Linked DNA regions of Homo sapiens: region 2 is linked to region 1. A link is a loop called in an ENCODE intact Hi-C map of the cell type or tissue named here. Cell type or tissue: Calu3. All regions are shown on one strand. Links, peaks and the distances in the headings refer to the core of each region. The heading gives the core; the rest is flanking DNA.

Evidence for each region. Hi-C counts contacts between places; a loop is a spot of excess contacts. Peaks named below come from ENCODE experiments on the same cell type or tissue, not always from the same donor. Only the 100,000 strongest peaks of a DNase experiment are listed, where the experiment ranks them.
Region 2: a loop joins it to region 1, with 2.1 times the contacts of the local background. A loop is called at or near these places in 1 of 110 quality-filtered maps.

What each region holds. Positions count from the first base shown.
Region 1 is chr5:39,293,577-39,296,076 of GRCh38, reverse strand. All of the region lies in intron 9 of C9 (complement C9), which reads left to right. Among named protein-coding and RNA genes, the nearest start is that of C9, 70 kb to the left of the region's middle. In Calu3, for the core only: no CTCF peak of the experiment used is centred there; no DNase peak of the experiment used is centred there.
Region 2 is chr5:39,428,659-39,439,485 of GRCh38, reverse strand. No RefSeq gene overlaps it. Among named protein-coding and RNA genes, the nearest start is that of DAB2, 9.1 kb to the right of the region's middle. In Calu3, for the core only: no CTCF peak of the experiment used is centred there; a DNase peak (open chromatin) is centred at 6,105.

The sequences.
Region 1 (2,500 bases), core at 1-2,500:
GTAGTTTTATAGTTTTAGGTCTTACAATAAAGTATTCTATATTGGGTTGATTTTTTATAGGACAAAAAGTGGGGGGTTAATTTTATTCTTCTGCATATGGACAATCAGTTTTTCCTAGCACAATTTATTGAAAAGATTGAAAAGAAACCAGTTATTTTTCTTGGTACTTTTGTCAAAAATTAGTTGACTGTAGATAGATATATTAATTTCCGGTTCTCTGTTCTGTTCCATTTGCTTATGTGCCTGTTTTTATGGCAGTACAATGCTGATTTGGTTACTACAGCTTTGTAATATATTTCGAGATCCGATAATGCGATACTCCTAGCTTTGTTTTTGTTGTTGTTGTTGTTTGTTTAAGATTGCTTTGGCTATTTGAGGTCTTTGTGGTTCTACACAAATTTTAAGATTTTTTTTTCAATTTCTGTGAGGAATGTCATTGTCATTTTGATAGAGATTGCACTGAATCTGTAGATTGTTTTTGGTAGTAAGGCCGAAGCCTGGAGCATGGGATTTCTTTCCATTTGTTTGTATCCTCTTCCATTTCTTTCAATAGTGTTTCATAGTTTTTCTTTTACATCTTTGGTTAAATTTATTCCTCAGTATCTTCTTTTGTAGCTATTGTAAATGGTATTGACTTTTTGCATTCTTTTTTGGCCTAGTTTGTTGTTCTTTAATAGAAATGTTACTGATTCTTGCATGTTGATTTTATATTCTGCAGATTTACTAAAGTCGATTGTCAGTTCTAAGTGTATTTTGGTAAAGTCTTTAGGATTTTCTACATATAAGATCATGTCTTCTGCAAACAGGGACAATTTAACTTCCTCTTTTCCAATTTAGGTGTCCTTTATTTCTTTCTCTTGCCTAAGTGCTCTGGCTCGGATTTCCAGTACTATGTTAAATAAGAGTGGTGAGAGTGGGCATCTTTGTTTCAGTTCTTAGAGGGAGAGCTTTCTGCTTTTTCTCATTCAGTATTATGTTGGCTGTGGGTTTGTCATATATGGCCTTTATTGTGTTTAATTACTTTTATTCTATACCTAATTTATCGAGAATTTGTATCACAAAGAGAAGTTAAATTTTATCCAATGGTTTTTCTGCATCTATTGAGATGATCACATGGTTTCTGTTCATAATTTTGCTGATGTGATGTTTCTCATTTATTGATTTCCATATGTTGAACTATTTCTCGGATAATTCATGCCCACTTGATCATGCTGTATTATCTTTTTGATGTATTGTTGCCATCAGTTTGCTAATATTTTGTAGAGGACTTCTGCATCTATGTTCATTGGGGATATTGGTCTATGGGTTTTTTTGTGTGTTGTGTCCTTGTCTGGTTTTGATATCAGGGTTATGCTGGTCTCATAAAATGAGTTAGGAAGAGTTCCCTTCATTTCAGTCTTTAAAAAAATTTTTGAGAAGAATTAGTGTTAATTCTTGTTTAAAGATTTGGTAGAATGCAACATTGAAGCCATCTGGTCCTGGACCTTTCTTTGTTGAAAGACTTTTTATTACAACTTCAATCTCTTTACTTATTATTAGGCTATTCAGGTATTCTATTTATTCTTGGTTCAAACTCGAGAGGTTGTATGTGTCTAGAAATTTATCCATTTTCTCTAAGTTTTTACATTTATTGGTTTATAGTTGTTCATAGCAGTATCTAATGACCCTTTGTGTTTCTGTGGTATCTGTTGTGATATCTCTATTTTTGTATCTGATTTTATTTATTTGGGGCTTCTTTTTTCTTTTTCTTAGTCTAGCTATTGTTTGTTTATTTTGTCTTTCTTTTAAAATAAAAACCTTTAATCAACTTTTTGTTTCATTAATCCTTTGTATATGTTTTCAGTCTCAATTTCGTTTATTTCTGCTCCGATCATTATTATCTCTTTCCTTCTACTATTTTGGGGTTTGGGTTGTTCTTGCTTTTCTAGCTCCTTGAAATGTATCATTAAGATGTTTATTTGAAAATTTTCTAGATTTTTGAAGTAGACATTGGTTTCTATAAACTTCCCTCTTACTACTGCCTTTTCTGTGTATCGTCAGTTTTGGTATGTTCTGTTTCTATTTTCATTTATTTCAAGAAATTTAAAACATTTCCTTCTTAATCTCTTAATTGATTTAATGGTCATTCAGGAGCATATTGTTTAATTTCCATGTATTTGTACAGTTTCCAAAGTTTCCCTGATTATTGACTTCTGGTTTTATTCCATGTGGTCTTAGAAGGTATTTAATATAATTTCAATTTGTAAAATTTTTTCGAGACTTGTTATGTTTTCTAACATATGATTAATCTTGGAAAATGTTCCACGCACTGATTAAAAGAATGTGCCCTCTGCAGCTCTTGGGCAAAAAGTTCTGTAAATGTCTGTTAGGTTCATTTGGTCTATGGTGCAGCTTAAATCCTGTGTTCTTGGATTTTTGATTTTTCTGTTTAGATAATCTCTCCAACGCTGACAGTGAAATGTTGAAGTACCCAAATATTATTTTGTTGTTTCACTTTAGA
Region 2 (10,827 bases), core at 4,727-7,226, 140 kb before region 1:
CTTTTATTGTAAATAGCACTTCCGTGACAGCCCTAACTCTATTCTCTTGAACTTTTTTCTGGGTTTGCCTTGAAGGCTATACCTTTTTCTATGAGTTTTGCTCAGAACTGCTACAACCAGTGGGCATTCCTCAGCTAAGAAGAACCAGATGGCCATGAAGAGATGCTAATGCTCCCCTTCACGTCTCTTCTGGGCAATCCTTCTTCATAGGGCATAGGACTTACTGCTACTCCGAGACTTAACACTAATCCAAATAACCAAGGACAGTTGTCTTACATCGATGGCAGGTATAAACCAAAAGGACCCTACCTGTTTGTAGCAAGAAATTGACTTGTTTGGGAAGCAAAAGCCCAAACAAAGTTGAGAACTAAGTTGTACCATATATTACATATGGTACCAAAACAATTTTCTGATCCAATTAAAATATTTTAGGCAAAATAGAAATAGAAAGCACTATGGTTTTACAGCATAATGCTTAGAGATACTTGGAGATTAAAAACCGTATGCATCTAAGGGGAGAAATTAAAATATAGCTAAATTCAAAGCATCTGTGCTAATGGAGACATGATGGACAGTTTAAAACGCTATTATCTGTTCCTTCTACCTTCTCCTTTATCAAATATTTAAGAGGTCATGCAGAATAATTGAAAGATCAATTATAAGGGCAGAGTAATAAGAGAAGAATTGGCACCTTCACCAGCAATCAATGTGCACTTGAAGGAATTCCTGACCTCTCTGAGACCCAACATTATCGTCTTGAAAATGAAAACAATGACAATGGTCTCACTTGAAAAAAATTAATATAAGAATCAAATGAGAATATACATTGTATTAGTCTGTTTTCATGCTGCTGATAAAGACATACCTGAGACTGGGCAATTTATGAAAGAAAGAGGTTTAATTGGACTCCCTTTTCCAAGTGGCTGGGGAGGCCTCACAATCATGGTGGAAGGCAAGGAGGAGCATCACATCTTACGTGGATAGTGGCAGGCAAAGAAAGAAAATATGTGCATTTCTGTCTTTTTAAAACCATCAGATCTAGTGAGACTCATTCACTATCACGAGAACAGTGCAGGAAACACCTGCCCCCATAATTCAATCACCTCCCCACCAGGTTCCTCTTGCAACATGTGGGAATTGCGGGAGTTACAATTCAAGATGAGATTTGGGTGGGGACACAGCCAAACCGTAATATATATATATATATATTCATAGATACACATATATAAGAATATATAAATATATAAATGAATATATACATATATATGAATATATAAATATATATATATTTTTGAGACAGGGTCTCGCTCTGTCACTCAGTCTGGAGTGCAGTGGCAGGATCACAGCTCACTGCAGCTTTGACTTCCCATATGCAGATGATCCTCCCACCTCAGCCTGAAAATATTTTTAAAAGCTATATTAAACTAAAAAAATTGTGTGCAAATAATGCAAAATAGCATTATCTTCATCAAGATCAAAGTTGTTTCCAAGTTCTATCCCATTCCTATTTCTGTCCACTGGTGGAGGTGCTACTGATTGTTGAGAGGCAAGAGGATAAAGAAGAGAAGGGAATCTCCCCCATTCCCAAATATCAGCAGTGCTTTCATAATGTAGTATTGCCCTTTGCAGCCATGTCCTGACTACCAAAAATGCCCCTGAAAGAAAATTTACTTGGAGCTTTGTAGATTGATTTCCTGACTTTATGAATCTAGGAGAAAGGAAAACAGACTCTGGAACATCTCACCAGACAAGCACATGACAGCAATACAGGCCTCTTTCTAGGGCTCAGAAGCCAAACAGACTTTGTACCTATTTGCTCTCTTCACCCCCGTGGTGTGAAACAGACAGGAAGATGAGGTCATTTAGCAAATCATCTGACTCCAGCTTGAAATCAGTAACCCAGTAAAAAAAGTACTTGAGGAGCATAGGGACATCAAACCTAGGGACATCAAAAGAATGCCTGGCTTGGGCATTCTGATAAGGTCTAATATTGAGGAGAGGATGGTAAAAGTGACTCAATTGATACTTGACCCCAGAAAGTGCTCCTCCAGCCTCCAGATGCCTGGATCTACCTCTAGGGGTGGGAGGAACTGGGGAAACAAAGCCAAACTCTCTCAATCATGAGGTACTATGATATTGCATCTGAATTCTGAGTTTCTACATGCTGAAATAATACTGTTTTTTCTACAAAATAGTTTAATGTAGGAAGCTCTCCAAGACAAATCATAGAAATCCTAGAGTGAGGTTACGACTTGTCTGCAGCACCCACAGGTAACCTAGCAGTAACTGGCATAAGAAAAATGTCGAATGAATGAATGAATGAATGAATGAATGAATGAACAGATGGATGAATGAACTCCATGGGGCACCTAATGGTGGCAGTGATCGTTATTTTTCTTTGTTACGAAAATTTTCAAATATAAATAAAAATAGAACTGTATATTGAATCTATATATACCCATCACTCTGCTTCAACAATCTTGTTTTGTCTATTCCCTCATTTTTAGAGGTGAGCTATGTTATTTTTTTAATCTAAGGTATCATATCATTTCACCTGTAAATACGTCACTATACATCTCTGACTCACAAAGATGATGCATTTACACACTTGATAATAATTTCTTATCTTCTAAAATTACAATTTCTCTGTCTCAAAAATATTTTTTAAACAACTGATTTGTTCGAATCAGAATCCACGAGACTCCCACGCAAAATTGTATTTTTTTTTTTTTTAGATGGAGTCTTGCTTTGTCACCCAGGCTGGAGTGCAGTGACGTGATCTTGGCCCACTGCAACCTCCGTCTCCTGAGTTCAAGCAATTATCCTGCCTCAGCCTCCTGAGTAGCTAGGACTACAGGCACCTGCCACCACACCCGGCTAATTTTTGTATTTTTAGTAGAGACGGGTTTTCACCGTGTTGGCCAGGCTGGTCTCAAACTCCTGACCTCAGGCAATCCCCCCTCCTCAACCTCCCAAAGTGCTGGGATTGCAGGCGTGAGCCACTGTACCGGGCAAAATTGTGTATTTTTTTTTTTATCTCTTAAATGTTTGTAAATCTATAATTGTCTTTCTCATCCCACTCCATTTTATTAATATTATTGAATTGCTGGAAAAATCAGGTCATATGCCCCATAAAAAGTACCACATTCTGGATTTGGCTGACATGGTTTGTGGTGTCATTTAAGCAAATCCTCTACCTGTGTAATTCCTCGATACTGGTAGCCATATCTAGAGGTTTGATCAGATTCAGTTTACTTAAGGTGAATTTTGTTGTTGGCTATGTATTTCCTATTGCATCTCACGGGAGTAATCTTTTTAAACATACCAAATGGCAGGAGTTAATTTGGCCTGACTATATGCCAAGTATAAAATGTACCAGGTCTCTATTTTGGACCTACTAGAAATCAGATCCTCAAATTAAACAATATTCTCTCTCTCTCTCTCATTTGGTTTGTTTTAATGGATCTGTGTTGGTGCAATAATAAACTATAGGCAGCAACTATTTGCACGCAAATATTTTCTCAAACTGGGGACAAGAACAACAGTATAAGTTGGACAAGTTTAGCTGGCATTCTCCTTATTAGAGGAGGACTGCCACTCGTGTGTATAAACACTTCCAAGTTGGAAGAGTAGGTGAGAAGGGAAAATTAAACCATGATGTTTGGGGACTATAATGGTTTGCTGATAGTCACAGTCAGTGAAATACACTGCATAAGAGAACCTTAAGAATCAGTTATCTCTGTCAGTTTGTGATAAGTGCTATGGAGAAAATGTAAATTGAAGAAGAGGGATAAGGTATTAGGGCAGCAACTTTAAATATAATAATTGCATTAGGTTTCTGGGGCTGCCCTAACAAATTACTGAAAAGGAAGTGATTTAAAGAAATTGATTTTTTTGCACAGTTCTGGAGAATAGAAGTTCAAAATCAAGATGCCATCAAGGCCATGCCACCTCCAAAGGGTGTGGGGAAGAATCTATTCCACGCTTCTCTCCTAGCTTCTGGTGGTTTCCAGCAAACCTTGGTGTTCCTTGGGTTACAACTATATCACTCTAACTTCTGCCTCCAGCTTCACATTGCCTTATTCCCTGTGTATATCAAAATTTCCCTTTTCTTAAAAGGACACTAGTGATTGAATTTAGGGTCTACCCTTATTCAGTATGGCTTTGCCTTAACTTGAGTACATCTGCAGAGACCCTATTTCCAAATAAAGTTACATTCACAAGTTCCAGGCAGCATTTCTGGAGGACACTATTCAACCCGGTACAATGGTCAAAAATACTCTCCATGACAAAGTGGCATTTGAGCAAATATCTAAAGCAGTTAAGGGACGGGACCTGAGCAATCATTATTCAGGAGGAGGACAGTCCAGGCAAAGAATAGCAAGTGTGAAGGTGTGAGATATGAATGAGCCCGACATGGTTAGAGAACAGAAGAAGACCAGTTGGCTGGAGTGAAGGAAGTGAGGGGAAGATCTGTATGAACAGCTGTTAAAAAATTAAGGCAGGGGATAGGAGGAGCAAATCAATAGAGCCTTGGAGGCCATTTATAAGGACGCTGGCTTTGCCTCTGATGGAGATGGGAGTTACTGAAGGGTTCTCAATAAAAGTGTAACATTACTGGATGTATTTCATGAAGATCACTGGCTGCTATGCTGACAATAGACTGTGGGAAGGGTAACAGCAAAAGCAGTTAGAGGTTATTTCATTAATCCACGCGAGAGGCAATGATGGCTTGGGCCAAGGTAGTAGCAGTGGAGATAGTGAGACACTATCAGAAAATAAAAATAATACATAAAAATATCTCAAGTTTTTTTTCCATCAATACTTATCTAGTACATATCAAAGTGTTTTGTCACTTGTCAGTATCCATTATCAGACAATAAAAGCGAGTCCCAAAAGTTTAAGAATTCTTTTTATGAGAAAATCTTAAAATGAGAAGAACCTGAATGCTTCCTTTGTTCTTGCAATTCACAATGATAACCACCATAGGACCCGCTATTAGCCAGGAATTTATTTTACATTTATTATATTATTTAATCCACAAAATAAACCTGCAACACAAGCATGGTTTTTCATTTTTGCAAATAAGAAACTTAAAGTTCAGAGAAGTTAAGTCATTTATCTAAAGCCATACGACTAGATAATAACAGAGCCAGGATTCTAATTTATGCATGCCTAATTCAATCCTATAGTATTTCCATAAAGCTATAGTGTTAATTATGAAAAAAGTCATTATTTCCTGATCATTGTGGTCCAGATTTTTAAGCATCATGTTCTAGAGAGACTTCATTTAAGATTCTTTACTTGTAAGTAGTTGATTAGTCAATTTGACTAATTGGCCAGGAAGATGGTGGAAAGAGACACTTTAGTAGTCGAATGTTAGGAAAGAAAGAGACTAGTACATATCTCATAACCAGTGGTGTGTGAGAGCCAGTGCTGATGCTAATAAGAGCCAATTGTCCTCATCTTTTCCCGACTCCAGTCAGTAACGCCACATGACAGCTTGAAATAAGCCATGGTGGAAGTTTTCAACACAGAGAAATCAACAAATACAGTGAGTCAAGGCGTTTTAAATTCATGGATATAGTTTAGTAGCCTACTATTGCCTATAATTCAAACTCAATCACAACAAAATATAAAAGTGTGTGTGTGTGTGTGTGTGTACGTGTGTGGGCCAAGGGTGGAGGGAGAGAGAGAGAGAAGAAAAGGAGGAGGAGGAAGAAGAGAAGAGACAGCATCATCAACTTGCTAGGTGTGGTTAACGTCTAACATTAGTTTTTAAAACTGCCTCATGTTCAATATAAGTCATAATAATAGAAATTGTCTACTTGTCAGATAAATGCGTTTTACATAAGTCTGTGATTGTGTGTTTCCTGGTTTGCCTCAGCAAAATGACTATAAGACTTAATGCATTTTCAGCCACAACTTGGATAATTCTAGACTGGTTTTCCCTCTCCGCAAACCAACACCTAGCATAGCCTTCCCAGCTGGTGTTTCTTCAGCAAATACAATTTTGGTAACCTCAGTTCTTCAATGGAAGACTGAGCCGACAGTAATCCAGTGGAAGCCTGTGACATGGGTTTCCAGAGCTTTGGCTTCTCTCTCAATAGAAGCAAGTGGTGACGTTTCCTTCTCTGGGTTGCCCTGGAGGAATGTCCTTTCACCAACAGAGACTGAGAAGGAGAACCAGTTTGAATATTAACCAAAATAAGAATGATTTATTTGCCATGGGGAAAAAAGTCAGAGTCGCTCCATTTGGATGGTGTTATTATATCTGAAAGCGAGGTAGAAATTGTGCAGAGGTTATTGGTTATTTTGGATTAGCCTCACAACGTGTATCTTCCACCACTATTTATTCTAAAAAGCAGCAGCATGTATCCTGAACTAACACACATACACACACGCACCATGCACACACACACACGCTTAACACACATGCACATATTGCTACAGAAACTCTCCTGAGCCCTTTCTCAGGGAGACATTTCTTCTTTCTGTGTCCCTTCATTGCTGTGCTCAGACATAATGTATCACTTCCCACTTTATCTTCCCTCTCTCACCAATCATTGCAGCCTCTGTAAGCCAGACCCAGGCTTAGAGTCTTGTGGTGAAAGTCCAGATACCAGAGACAGCCTCGAAAGGGTATTGAGTCACAATCGAAGTCAGAAAAAATGAATCTGATGAGGCCTTTGATGCAGAGGAAAGAAACAAACGGCAGGAGCTGAGATACAATGCCAAAGTGTGGCTGGGCGCAGTGGCTCACACCTGTAATCTCAGCACTTTGGGAGGCCAAGGCGGGTGGATCACAATGTCAGGAGTTCAAGACCAGCTTGGCCAAGATGGTGAAACCCCATCTCTACTAAAAATACAAAAATTAGCTGGACGTGGTGACGGGTGCCTGTAATCCCAGCTACCTGGGAGGCTGAGACTCTGTCTCAAAAAGAAAAAAGAAAGCCAGAGAAGGACAAGGAGCCTGGCAGACTGAAAGCACGGAGCAGTGACAGGAGCAAACAAGAGGAACATGATCAGTGTGCATTCCAAAGTTGGGTTGGAGAGTGTGCACCACTTATAGCCTTTTCATTTCTACATAAAATTGTAGCAAGGGTTAGTGTTGCCTAGCGGTTAAAAGCACAAACCCTGGAACCGATTACCTGGGTTTAAAGACTGGCTCTGCCACTTACTAGTTCTGTGACTCCTGAGTCAGTTTCCTCATTTGTAAAATTGAGACGATAGGTTTTAGTGAACTGGATTTTTATGAGGTCTAAATAAATTAATACCTGTAAAGTACCTCAGAAGAGTGTCTATATAAATAGACGTGAAAGTAAGACAATACACATCCATGCACCTAGCATCAAGAAAAAGGATTACTAGCATGATTGGAGTGCCCTTTTCTTTATCTCCCTACTTCCTCTCAGAAGTAACCACCACCTTGAATTTGTGACTTATTGCCACTATTTTTATATACATTTATTTATATGAATATTTGTACCTCTCAGCAATAATTTTATTTTTCATATTTAAACCATGTATAAAGGGCATCATGCTTTCTGTCTTCTATAACTTGCTTTGCTTATTTAATCCATCTATGTTGATACAAGCAGCTCTGGGCCATAGAGCCACACCATTGTTGTTATTGTTAGAGTATTCCCAACGGATGCATGCACCATAACTTATTTGTCTGTTTTCCTATTGATAGACACTTAAGTTATTTCCACTTTTGGCTATTCTAAACATTCTTAGACATATTTCTTAGCAAACAAGTGGGGGTTACTGCAGGCTGTTTTAGAAGTAAAATGTCTGAGTTTTAAGGTAAGCTTATTTTAAAATTTACTTAATATTTTTTAAATTATTCATTTAAGATGTTTGGAAAAATTAATGTTATTTTGCATTATCATCAGCACCGTGCTATGTGCTAACTACTACTGTCGACCCTTGACACAACTAACTTATTTCATTCTGATAACAACACTATGAGGGAAGTTATACTATTTCCCTTACTTTATAGAATTTCAGCAATATTCCTTAAATAACACAACTGGTAAGCCACAGAGTTAGGATTCATACCTAGAGGCATTATTTTCAGAATCATGCTAAACGCAAAATAGAATATAATAAAAAGCCAAGATATTTTGGCCAAAAAAGCATTTTAAGACAGATAAAAAGATTTCATTGAAGGGGATGAGACTTCAAATAATCCAATATGACCCCATTTAAATAATTATATCTGTAGGGAGCCTATTTCCAAGGCAGGCACGTTCTGAGGTTTAGGTAGACATGAATTTTGGAGGGGCATTACTCAAACCAGTACAGGGATCCCTTTCTACCATATGTGGCCAAGGAAAGGAGTCTAATCCACTTTTCTTATGACAAGCCTTTGAATATTTGAAGAGTTGTGCTAGTCACAGATGTCCCCTCCCTCCCCACCCTGCAACATAAAGGCTCTCTTGCTCTGGCCATACATGCCCATTTCAGTCAGGCCACATTGGGAGCCCTCAGCAGTTCTGATTCCCAGAAGGGTCCCCTCACTGTCCAAGTGGTCCTGCTCTGGACACACTTCCATTTGTCAGTGTCTTTCTCATGAAAGAGTATGCATAACAGAAAACGCTTTTCCTGGTGTGGACAGACCACTGCAGGGTACAGTGAACCCGAAGAGTTGTCACTAGCCACTATAATTATGGTTAAGTCAGGCTGTGTGACCTGTGCAGTTCTAGATCTTTCAGAAGACTTGGGTAGTAGTTCTAGTTCTGTCTCTCACTCTGAACAGAAGTAAATCAAGGTTCCTGCACCAACATTTCTTAACCTTTAGAAACAGGACTACTTGCCTAACCCGTTTGTCAATGATGTTGTGAGGATAAGTATAAGATTGGTACAAAAGATTAGATAAAATCCTCAGATTAAAAAAAATAGAAAGAATGTGGAATGGCCATAAAACCACAATGCAATGGAATTTAACCTTGTTTTATGCTATGGGGTCCTTTGATCATCCAGGGAAATCTATAGTGCACCTCTCCAGAAAATGCATATACGAACAGGCACACAGACGCTTGTGTGAAGCGTGTGCATGTACATGTGCTTCACACTCATTAGGGAGTTAAATCATCCTGGAGTCCAGACACAGCTTCCCTCCATTCTCTAATGAAGACGTGACCTTGAGCATGAGCATTAAACGAGTACAGCAAATGGTATTCCTTCTTCATTCACAAGTGACCATTCCATTTTAAAACTGAGGCTATTCAATCAGTCCAGAAACCTAAGCACATCACATGCGCATGGTTGGAATGGAGCAGAAGTGTTTAGGGACCGAATCGAATGTCTGTGAATGGTTAGACCTGTTTTCTTTGTCTTTTTATTTTTATTTTTATTTTTATTTTTTTTTGAGACGGAGTCTTGCTCTGTCACCCCAGGCTGGAGTGCATTGGTGCGATTTCCACTCACTGCAACCTCCGCCTCCTGGGTTCAAGCAATTCTTCTGCCTCAGCCTCCTGAGTGGCTGGGACTATAGGTGTGCGCCACCACGCCTGGCTAATTTTTGTGTGTGTTTTTTTTAATAGAGACGCGGTTTCACCATTTCTCTCAGGAGAAAAGCAGCATCTCTGAAAGTGTGGTCCCCAAGACCACTGCATCAGAATGACCTGGAAGTGCTGATTAAAACACAGATTCCGGGCGGGCGGCGGTGGCTCACGCCTGTAATTCCAGCACTTTGGGAGGCCGAGGCGGGCAGATGACGAGGTCAGGAAATCAAGACCATCCTGGCTAACACGGTGAAACCCCGTATCTACTAAAAATACAAAAAATTAGCTGGGCGTGGTGGCGGGTGCCTGCAGTCCCAGCTACTCGGGAGGCTGAGGCAGGAGAATGGCGTGAACCCGGGAGGCAGAGCTTGAGTGAGCCGAGATCGCGTGACTGCACTCCAGCCTGGTGACAGAGCGAGACTCCGTCTCAAAAAAAAAAAACAAAAAACAAAAAACAAAAAACAGATTCCCTGGTACCCCCACCACAGACCTTTCCAGAGAAGTCTCTGAGGCTGAGCCCAGGAATTTACTCTAGTAGCCAACTTCCGGGATGACTGTCGTAAATACTACAATTTGAGAACTATTGCTCTGGAGGCTGAATTAAGCAATGAGCATACTGATGAATACTCACTTTTGAAAAGCCTAAAGGTAGACCTCCATGAAAACTATTCGTAGGATTTCCTTTCTTCCTTTCCTTATCTTAAAATGATATAATCTTTTTGAAAAAAAACCCACAAACCTGCGTGTATATCATTTCACTTCAATGCATAAATGTGACCTATACCTGCATAAAGACTATTTTCAGTTTTTTCCTTTTTGCATGGCTCCCACCCCTTTTCTCTGCCCTTGTCTCCACCAGGCCCCTAGTAATCTGTACTGCAACCTCCTTGATAATCCTTCATATATACCCACAAACATATATACCCAAATATATATAAATAGGTGTTGCTTTTTATATTACTAAAATAGAAACATCTTTTCCATGCTTTTCTGTACCTTGCTTTTCTCACTCAAAAAAACCTAAAGGAATATTCCCATGTCACAAAATTTGACTCTAATTTATTCCTTTGAATGGTTACATATGACTTCACAGTATGGATAAGTCATAACATACTCAGTCATTCTCCATTGACAGGCATATTTTGTCCTAGCTTCCTGCTGCTATAAATGATACAATTAACAACCTTGGGGGCAGGGAGTGGTGGCTCATGCCTGTAATCCCGGCAATTTGGGAGGCCGAGGCGGGTGGATCATGAGACCAGCCTGGCTAAGATGGTGAAACCCCGTCTCTACTAAAAATACAAATACAAAAATT